Linked DNA regions of Homo sapiens: region 1 is linked to region 2. Evidence: chromatin contacts called from ENCODE Hi-C or POLR2A ChIA-PET data. All regions are on one chromosome and are shown on one strand. The core of a region is the stretch at or near the end of the contact, and the rest is flanking DNA. Distances in the headings are between cores, read along the strand shown.

What was found. Hi-C counts contacts between places; a loop is a spot of excess contacts on that map. ChIA-PET counts read pairs that join two places held with the same protein, here RNA polymerase II (POLR2A). Pooled maps may share reads with other maps.
Region 1: a pooled map shows a loop between it and region 2 (2.6-fold over the local background). The contact joins two enhancer-like sites. A Hi-C loop is called at or near these places in 8 of 37 single-sample maps with no recorded cell type and 4 of 50 pooled maps. POLR2A ChIA-PET finds 5 or more read pairs at or near these places in 1 of 52 experiments (H1).

What each region holds. Positions count from the first base shown.
Region 1 is chr6:4,930,030-4,934,927 of GRCh38, reverse strand. All of the region lies in intron 2 of CDYL (chromodomain Y like), which reads right to left. Among named protein-coding and RNA genes, the nearest start is that of LYRM4-AS1, 71 kb to the left of the region's middle. RefSeq lists an enhancer at 2,073-2,791. Within about 2 kb of position 3,252, at least 4 of the 41 ENCODE cell types and tissues checked have a DNase peak (open chromatin) inside an H3K27ac peak, as active enhancers do.
Region 2 is chr6:4,399,059-4,404,389 of GRCh38, reverse strand. No RefSeq gene overlaps it. Among named protein-coding and RNA genes, the nearest start is that of LINC02533, 87 kb to the left of the region's middle. RefSeq lists an enhancer at 896-1,769. Within about 2 kb of position 1,534, at least 12 of the 41 ENCODE cell types and tissues checked have a DNase peak (open chromatin) inside an H3K27ac peak, as active enhancers do.

The DNA of each region.
Region 1 (4,898 bases), core at 2,003-4,502, 530 kb before region 2:
CCACTCCTTTTTCAAACAGCCCTGTTAAGCAGCTGAAGATAGCTCTCCTCTCCCCCACCACATAAAGCATCCTGCCAACGTTCCCTCGTATGTCACAGCTCAACAGCAGCAACTGTGTTTTGCCAGGGTCTTGAGATGGGGTCTTGCTATGTTGCTCAGGCTGGTCTCAAACTCCTGGCCTCAAGTGATCCTCCTACCTTGGCCTCTCAAGCAGCTGAGATGTACAGGCATGAACCACTGTGCCTGGTTAAGAATGCAAATAATTATCCTCCTGTCTGTATGAATTGTCCAAATATGATCCAATGTGGTGATGAATGTAGAGTGGATGGGGAAAAAAGGAATGAAATGTAAGAAAACTAGATCAGACTTTACTAGTAGCATTAGCAATGGCAGAAGTTCTCTGAGGGCGGAGCATGAAGAATTATGAATCAGAAATATTTCCTCCAAAGTGAAAGAGAATAAGCCAAAGCCACCAGAAAACTCATGAATGGACATTTCAGAGGAGCCAAATAACCTCCCTGGCAAAACAACCTGACTTTCATTCAACTGGTGGAAATAATATTTTAATTGCTAGAGGTTTTTTTTTAATTATATTTTTGAAAAATTTAAAGAGGTTATAATACATACATATGGTTCAAAAACCTAAGAATATAAAAGATATTAAGGTGAAAGCCCCCCACAGCCTGATCCTGTTTACACAGGATCCCCCTGCCCTCTTAGCCACTTGGGCTGGGTTCTCAGGGGCCCCTCCAGAGTATCTCCATGGATATACAAGAAAACATCAATACAGACTTCTCCACCACCCTGGCTTTTAAAAGCACAGATGGCAGTACACTAGATGTAGTATAAGATGCTGTATCTTATACATTGTTGTCTTGCTTGTACATATATAAGATATACACATTGTTACATCTCATGGTTATTCCTTCCACAATATCTTAGAATGGCTCCTCTATCAGAACATAGCTTCCTGTTCTTTCCTAAGGCTGCGTGGCAGGCGAGGCCCAAGGTAGGGATGCACTGTAATTCATTTTCCAGTTCACACTGCAATACGCACTACTATTCAGTGACTTGTCGATATGACCAACAACACAGTGACACATAATCCTGACCTCTGTCATCCCAGTGCTGTCAAATCTCTACAAGCTTCCAAAGGACTTGTAGCCTGGAGTAGTTCTAACTGGAGACCACTGGGTCGGATGTTACCAGTCAGCAAAGGTGTTGCTGAGTCCTTCTGAGGGACTCAGGAAAGACTTTTTCTTTTAACCTCCATCCTCTACCCTACCAGATCCTTCTCCCATCTTTGTTTAAAAACGTTTGACAATCTCGTCTCCCCTCAGGAACCCTCTCTAATCTGTTCCTCCAGTCTCAGTCCCATCACGGCCTCACCTGCCTGCACTTGCTGTCTTCACCTCTCCCTCTGTCCATCATTCTTCAACCCATTCAACTGGGACCCAGAGTCCACATGGCCAGGAACCTTCTGAGTCTAGAGAAATGGATGCTGGATGACTCTAAACATGTGAGCCTGGGGGAGCGGAAGAGGGGCTTCCACAGGGCAGCCTGGAGTTGCTGAGGGAGGAGGCGAGGGAGAGATGCTTGCTCCTCCAGGGTGAGCATCCAGGTGGAGATGTGCATAGCCCAAAGTGCACATCTAGATCAGGGGAGGGAAGTCAGGGTTGGAGAGAGGTACTTGGGGTTGGTGCCAGAAATGGCTGAACTGACAGTATGAGCTCCCAGGGGAAGACTGAGACAGAGAGTGAGCCTGCTGAAGCCAGCTGGGAAGTGCTGGGGAGGGGCGCAGGCAGAGCCAGGAGGCAGCAGAGAAGCAGGAAGGCAATAATAACTGGTTTCCTCAAAGGAAGGAGAGCAGGCCACAGCAGTGAGGATGTGTCTGCAGGGGCAGGTGTTACAGAGGTGGAGGAGAATGCAGAAGAGGCGACGCAGGGAGAAATGAGAGGCCACTCGTAAGCATGGGCAATGCTTCACTATGGCGTGAAGAGTGGAAGCCAGACCACAGGACACAATGAAAGACAACTAAAAATCGATCAATAAAAACACACGTGGGCACAGCAGTTGTTAAAAGTGCAGGTGAGATGACATTGCCACTTAGGTGACAGCCGACAGCAATGATTTCCCTGCCTAAAAAGAGACCACACCAGAAACAATGCTGTGCAGATGCAGGCAGAGGCTACGTGACACGGTGCTGGCATGTTGGGACAGGAGACAGACGTGGAGACTCTGGGCATTCTAAGAAGGGGGTTCCTTCAGACTACACATGCCAGCAGCTGGTAATGCCAAGTGAGAGCTCCTGGGTCTTTAAGAGTTCCTCAACCTGAGCTGGATTTTTCAATTGCTGCTATATCCAAGCACAAAAAGCAGCATCCTGGCAACACAGGGAAGGCCTGGTGCCATGGCCCAAATGCCTGTGTCTCACCCAAATTCCCGTGGGGAAATCCTCACCCACAAGGTGATGGTCTGAGGAGGTGGGGCCTTTGGGGGGTGATTAGGTCATGGGGGTGGGGCCCTCATGAATGGGATGAGTGCCCTTATAAATGAGGGCCGACACCCCCTGGCTCTTCTGCCCTGTGATGATGCTGCAGAAAGGTGCTATTTGTGAACCAGGAAGTGAGCCCTCAGCAGACCCTGAACCTGCTGGCACCCTGATCTTAGGGTTCTCTCCAGAATTATGAGGATAATTAACACAATAATTCTGTTGTGTATTTACAAGCCACCCAGTTGATGGTATTTTGTTAAGGCAGCCCAAATGGCTAAGAAACCTGCCTCCCACCAGGGCAAAGCTGGCTGGCTTCAGGTCCACTCTCCCCACCTCTGGAATGCTCTTGCTTTCACTGGGTCTTTCCTTTCTCTACGTAAAGGTCACACATTCCTTAAACTCTCCCAGCAGTTTTCCTGGTGGCTTCCTTCCACCGAAGCAACATTTCTAGGCCATGGAGCCCATGCAGCCTTTATACGTGAGTCTCAGAAACAGCTTCAGCATTTTCTTTGAGGCGATAGTCCCTACGAACTATCCGTGGTTCTGCTAATTTAAAAATGGATTCATTTTGGCTCACGCTGACCAAGACTACTGAACTTGGCCTTCAGACTCCTGAGTTAAAACTGTGTTGGCTCCTCGTGCCAGTGAGGTCCCTGCTCATTTCAGACTCTGTGATCTTGTTGGAGCTTCAGCGACCACACCCCACCCCAATGTAATTCCTGGCACTCCCTGTTACTCATCTGAGTAGGGCATGTGACACTGAACTTTGCACTATTTAGGTAGAGAAGTATTCACAGCAGGATCGAGTCTTGGAGTCACAGGCTGCCAGCACTGACTAGGACCCTGATCATCACATATGCCCCCTACTCAAGACAATCATGCCACAGTGTTCTCACATCACCCGGGGTTCTCATGTCACCCAGGGTTGTGCCCATCTCAGGACCTTTGCATGTGTTCTTCCCTCTGCCTAGAACGCCTATGACCTGGAATTCAAATGGCCAGTTTCTTCTGCTCATCTGGACGGCAGCTCAAATTTCAGCATCTCAGACAAGCCTTCTTGGGCCTCCCATCCTAATGCTGGTCCCTGCCATCAGCACTTCATATCACCCTGGTTTATTTCCTTCAAAGCACCCATGAAAGTTATTTCTTTCTCATTGTATTTTTATTTACAGTATCATCGATGTACTCCACCAAGCTGTGTAAGAGCAGGGTCCTCGCCTGTCTTATCCACCCATCCCCAGTGCATACAACACTCAGTACATGTTTACTCAGTAAACTCATGGAAAGGGTCTTCAAGTCTCTTTAGTCCAGATCCCTCAATTTAGAGACAAGTAGCTAAGTGACTGGCCAAGTGTCACACAGCTCATTACCTCAACCCAAGCCAGGGATGGTAAGCTCCACACTTCAGAGCAGAAGTAGCTGCTAATGACTAAACAAATGGTAAACACTGAGATTCAGAAAAAAACCGCCCCCCTCACCCCAAACTGTGGAAATTAGTGCGACTCCCCTGGAACGATGACTCTCATCGTTGACACGGGAGTACAAGTTGCCTCTGTGAACTGAGAGTTCCTTACGGATTTGGATTCAGAGTACCAAGGCTTTCCTAGGATTTATTAACATAACATTCGACTAGGAAAGAAACCTATTTTAGTATCTCTTGCAGTAATTGATTTTCTTTTAATATGTTCAAGAGCAAAAAGGATATCCTCAAATACATATGGCAAATCTGTTAAATATCACTGCTTCAAAAACTGCAAGTCTCTAACAATGACTTGTGACACCCTCTTCCCACCTAAAGAGAACAGCGTCTGTACTTCTTCACCTGCCACTGATAGCTAGGAAACTGAATAAAATAGACATAACAACTGTTTGCAGGCACTGGACCACAGGCTGTGCAGGGCAATGTTCCCAGAGTGAAAGGAGACAAACATGGTGAGCCTAACAGTCCACCCGCCTTTCCACCGAAAGCAGCTGCCACAGTGCAGGTGCAGGGATGGGAAACCCAGACATAGCTGGCAAAAATGCTGTCTTAGAACAGATGACTTGGGGGAGGCCCAGGAGGCTGTAATTTGTGAGACATGATATGGAAAAGGAGGAAGCTACATAGATAAAAAGTTCCAGAGAGCCTAGGGGATCCCTTTGAGTCTTTGCTGAACCAATCTGAGCATGCACAGGGAGAAATTCCACAAGGCTGGGCAGTGAACAACTTTTGAGGAAAGAACAATTACCAGAGACCTATAAACTGAATAATCTCAAGTCTGCCTAGGGCCGGAAGTCCTAATCAGCCAGAGCAGAGATTTCATCAAATACATGAGGCATTCAGTAGAGAGACCCCAGATCAGGCACATATCAGCAGTGGAACTAATCTAGCTCTAGAATAAAGAATACTTAAAATTTCACTAAC
Region 2 (5,331 bases), core at 285-2,784:
TTGGATGTAAGCTTAAATGATTTCTTTTAACTAAATGAAAAGGATCAAGTTCATAAAGACTGGTGAGCCTTGAGAGTTATGCTAAGACTCCATCACCTGGGCTGGGGTTTTGGCTCGGGGAAGAATTTGATTGGCAGGAAGTAGCAGAATTTCATTTTTAATGCTCTGGTCCATTAATAGCATGAAAGCACCACAGGCTATCTTTGGGAGAATGTCCCTAAAAAGCACAGCACTTCTCAAAGGGGGCGGCATGCTGAAATCTCTACAGAAGGGTGGGAAGGAGAAGCATGAGTGTGTGTATGGGATTTGAAAAACTTCCAAGGGACTGTCACGTGCTGCCCTCCTTGTCCCCACCCTCAGCTGAGGACTCACTGGTCTGTGAAGAATGAAATAGTATCTGTGGGACACATTGTGCTTCTTGGCAAGTTCTGTATTTACCATACTGTTGTCCTGCTTGTTGGCATTCAGAAGCAAACTTGACTTAACACAGGATATCCACTATGCATATTCTAACGTTTCAGCTTCCCCCGTTTATGTTTTTTATTCTACATACACCTGCCTTGACTTTGTCATATTCCTGGTACATGGATTCAGATGGAGACAGTCAAACAGCAAAATTTAGTGTATTTATCTCCAATAATGTGTCTCCCTGGAAAGCAGGAGTCATTTATTTGGGAAGACTCCCCCATTTTCTTCATTTTTGTTGATGGCTGAGTAACAAAACCCAGCCACCTCTTCTTCCCCTACGCTGTGGAGCAGCAAGAGAAAAACTTCTGGCAAGTTTTCCAAAAGGTGCCAGCATCTCAATGACCAAAGGCAAGAATGTCGATGTTGTTCAGCTGGGTGTGTGCCTGGAACATTTGCCCCATTGGAAAAGGAGAAGGTTTGCCTCACAATAGAACTCTGTGTTTCCTGTTAACATTCTGGAAAAACAGAAAATAATAGCAACCCGGGCTCCTCGAGTGCAATGCCACCGTGCCATCCATTTTGTGGCCTTTGGTGTTATTTAGCATTTTGGGTGCTCTCTCTATTGCTAGAGTAAGCAGACATAGAAAAATAGAACGATCAAGGGATATGCACACGCACACACACATGCACACAGATGTCTTACAACAGCGACCTTGGGTCTCATGAGCAGCACAAAGCCCAGAGAAGTTAAACAACTGGCCTATAGTCACACAGCCATGGCAGCGATGGTCACACGTGTTTCTAAATGTGTTCCTTCAGTCCTACGCTTCAGCCCTGGGTGTTGCTGCTTTTGGCTCCCTTTACTTTTAATTTTGTTCTGTTCCTAAAAAAGAACCCAAGAAAAAGAATGCTTACACTACGAGGAACAGAATAACAGAATTCTGTGTTTTTTCATCTTGCTCACAGACCTCCAAACCCAGAGGAGAATTCTGAGTGAGTAGCAGGGTGAGAGCTAAGCCCCAGGCCACGTGCACATGACCCCCACCTCCAGCCGAAAGTCATGGTCACATGTCACGCCTCCATGCGGCTGCAGGGCCAGGCATGTACTAAGAGCCCTGCCATGGGCAGTGCCAGGACGGGAGGAGACACACACTGAGGGCAACTGCTCTGGCCACAGGACCGGAGGGACGCATCCGACCTGAGGCACCTTCCTCCTTGGAGATTTCTGCCTCTGCTTAATTACAGCTGGCTTCTCTGAAGTCAATCTGGTCAAGGTCAACTGGCCACTATGGGAAATCAAGCTCAGGGAGGTAAATTTAGAGAGCTGAAGGGACACCCTCACTGCCTGCTCCAGCTATGACTCAGCGGAAATTCTGAAATGAAGAGCCAAATGCTTGTGGAAGAGAGCAGCATAGAGGCGTGTGGGATTGGCAGTGAATGAGTAAACATCAGGAATGGCTGAATGAATGAATGAACAAATGAAAGCACGAGCCCTTTGCATCTGCAGAGCGGCTCTGGGGAAAGTAACTGGAGTTAAGGACTCTCTGCAATGGGTTAGTTGGAGGATGCTTACAGGACGTGTGGAGTCCTTGGGGGAGCCTGGAGGTGACACTTGCTCCCTCCACGTGACACCCATGCAGTTGGGCAAAGCCTCTGAGTTTGACGGAGGAGGAAATCCTAAGTGGATGGACTTGGAGAGGGCCCGTGGCTCCCAGCCACCATATGACATACAGAAACAGGGTCGGCGGGGTGGTCGGCGGCAGCTGGCAGGCGTCTCTGGTTGGAAACGGAGCAGCTACAAATAGGCGGTGACCTTCTGTAGCCATCCTGCTCCCACAGAAGGAGATGCGCTCTGGGAAGAGGCTGCTGGGTGTGTGCCAGTGCTGAGGCCAGGGGGAAGGAACTCAGTCTTCCCATTGCAAGGAGCTCAGCTCCTTTGGGTAGCAGAGGGAAGGGGGACACCTGTCTCCATCTGGGGTGGAGATCCTGGTCTTACATTCTGCCAGAATGAGAGCCTGAAACACACTCAGTGGAGAATCCTGAAGAAGGACATGTCAGACATAACCCCAGGCGGGGCTCCCGCAAAGGTAGGGCGGGACACTGTCACCTGCGACGGCCATGAAGACTATTCCTTTCTGACCAGCTGGACCCAGTTTTTCTGATGTAGATTAAAGGTGGCAGGAAAAAGACAGAGAGGGGTGCCAGGAAACATCTTTGCCTTCTACTAATTCCAGATTCATTTATTATTTCTTTTAATATTCATCTTTTAAGGGGTAAGTGTCCCTTTCAGAAAGTTATGCCAAAGTCTAAATTACTTGAGACGCTGGTTTGCTTTCCTTCAACACTCTGAGATGACACATTGCACTCTGCAAACATTTATTGAGAATTGCTTACGTACAAGGCACCGTGCCAGATCATAAGACCAAACAAAGATTAATATAAGATTCATAACATGGTCATTGCAAGAGCATGGGCTTTGGAGTCAGACTCAAGTTTAAATCTTAATTCTAGCCCTCTGCCTTTACTTGGTGAAGCTCTTCTGTAAAATGGGTATATCAATACCTGCCTAATGAAGCGAGCAATGAGGATTAAATGGAATTCTTATGCAAAACAACTGGTACCGTGACTTCTGTGCTCCAGGCAATTCGTAAATGAAGATTCCCTCCCCTTGAGGAGAGTGGCAAAGTTGTTCAGTGGGAGAGAGGGTCGTGGAAACTACTACTGAATCCCAAACCAGGATCGGGATTTACTCAGCAACATGCAAGTAACATGGTATAGGACTGCAATGGGAGAAGCTCCAGGGGCATCACAAAAGGAGCATTTACAGTACCTTGAAGGGAAAGAGGGGTTTAATCATTGGAAGGTGGAGTGGGTGGCACCCCAGGCTAAAGGGCTAGCACAGACCCAGGCACAGAAACTGTCAAGTTGTGTAGCCTTCTCTGAGGATGGGGACTGCCCTGATGTGGCTGGGAATGGAGTGTGCCAAGGAGGCCATGGGGGTCAGCCTGGGCTGGAGCCTTGGGTGACCACAGTATCATCTCCTTGAGTGCATCTCATGGCCCTTCAGGGCTCTCCCAGGAGCAGAGGCTGCGTGTGGGCCTCAGTGGCTTCCTCTAGCCTGCTCCCCAAAGCTCTGTATCTAGAAGAAATTCCCCAGAGCTCCAGGATCTGTGACTAGCTCCTTTCCTGGCATGTTTGCTGCAGCTACAGAGGGTTTTAATTGGGCTCTGTGTTCATAGATCAGCTGAATCCCAAGACATATTAGAAGAATCGTATTGTGCCAAGCCATTGGTTGGAAGTCATCCTGTTCCTTTGGGCATTAATTAGACCCTATTTATCCACAGTGTCCAGTTTTGAACATGACCAAAACCTGAAGATATCAAAGAGGAACAGGAAGGGCACAAGGGAGATCACAGGGATAGGGGATCATGCTGTCCCAGACAGGCTGAGAACATAGGTTGCCTGGGGAGGAGGAGGCTAGGAGCAATGTCGGGATTCTCTCTACATAGAGAATTTTCACTAGGACAAAAATTATTTTCCTCCCTGTCTTGGAGACTAGAGAGAAATGCAGGCCAAGCAGCATCAACTGGGGCCACACACAGGGGTCTCTTCTTTCCCCCATCTGCCTTGAGCATCATGACAGATGAGATGAGGAGAAGAAGGTTTGTGCAAACCCATGATACTGTCCCCAAGTCTACTCATGAGACCAGGATGGAGCACACAGGCTGGATAGGGACAGCCTTGCATTGGCTCTAGTGAATTCTTTAAAGACTAAGGCATTTGCAAGCTTCAAATGAGTTCTGTCTTCAGCTCTTTGAGCAGCACATTCCTTGGTGGATCTCACCACAGATTGCAAAGCACAGGGTGCTGGGGCTGGGAAGACTGGGTGGCTATCCCTAACTCTGAGTGTGCCCCCATGGCACAGGTCCCTCGAGGAAGGGCAAGACAGGGTGAAGTCCCAAACTGGCCTCTGTGCAACCAGAGACAGCACCAGGGCACTCACCTGGTGCCTGGAATCTGCAGAAGAGAGGGATCACAGGAAGGGAGGAGAAGGTGAAATTCAGGTTGAAGAAAAGTCAACTGTTGCCTCATTCTCTTGCAGACTCTGGCTCTCAATGTGTTCCTACAAGATAAAGGATGGTGAAGGTGACATGGGCCGGGGACAAACTCAGTGCTTGCCAGTGTCTGGTGCATAAGTGTTGGATAAATGGATTGCCTGGGAGTCAGCTGGAGGTTGATTTTTGCCAATTCCCTTCCTTTCCTTCTTCTTTCCTATGAAGGGGGAAGAGGCTGGCATGCTAGTCCTTAAATAGGAGAGTCCCCTTTCCTAACTTTAATTATTGTGAAACTTTGGCTTCCAGCGAGCAATGTTCAGAAACATAGGGCAGCTTTAACTGACCCGGGAGGACTTGCAGGTAGGCACCAAACAGAAGGTGAGCAGGAGGGAGCGTCCCTTCTTGCTCGTGGATGGAAAGCTCAGCTGGATGGATTTATTAAAGAAGACCTAGACCCACCCTGAGAGATCAGATGCTGATACAGACTGGAAGAAGGGACAGGGCTGTGGTCCTGAAGAGCCCTGCAGAATCAAAACTGATAAGCAAACAAAGCGTGAGGCTGAGCCACACTGTGCAGTTCTCCTTGAGTGTTCCATCCTCATGACAGCAGTGGGGACTGAGTGTTGTTAGTCCTGTTTTCCATGCGAAGAAACTGAGATGCAGAGGCTCAGGGCCGGCAGATCATGACTTCAGTGCTCCTTCTTTCCTCTGCCACAGGCCACTCTGGAGAAAGCTCGTATTGGTGCTGGGTGCGTCAGATCAACGTTCCCCAAAGCAAGGTCCCTGGATTACCCACCTCAGTATCACCTGGGAAGTTGTTAAAAATATAGATTCCAGGCCCCAGACCAGCCTTGCTGAGTCAGAATGT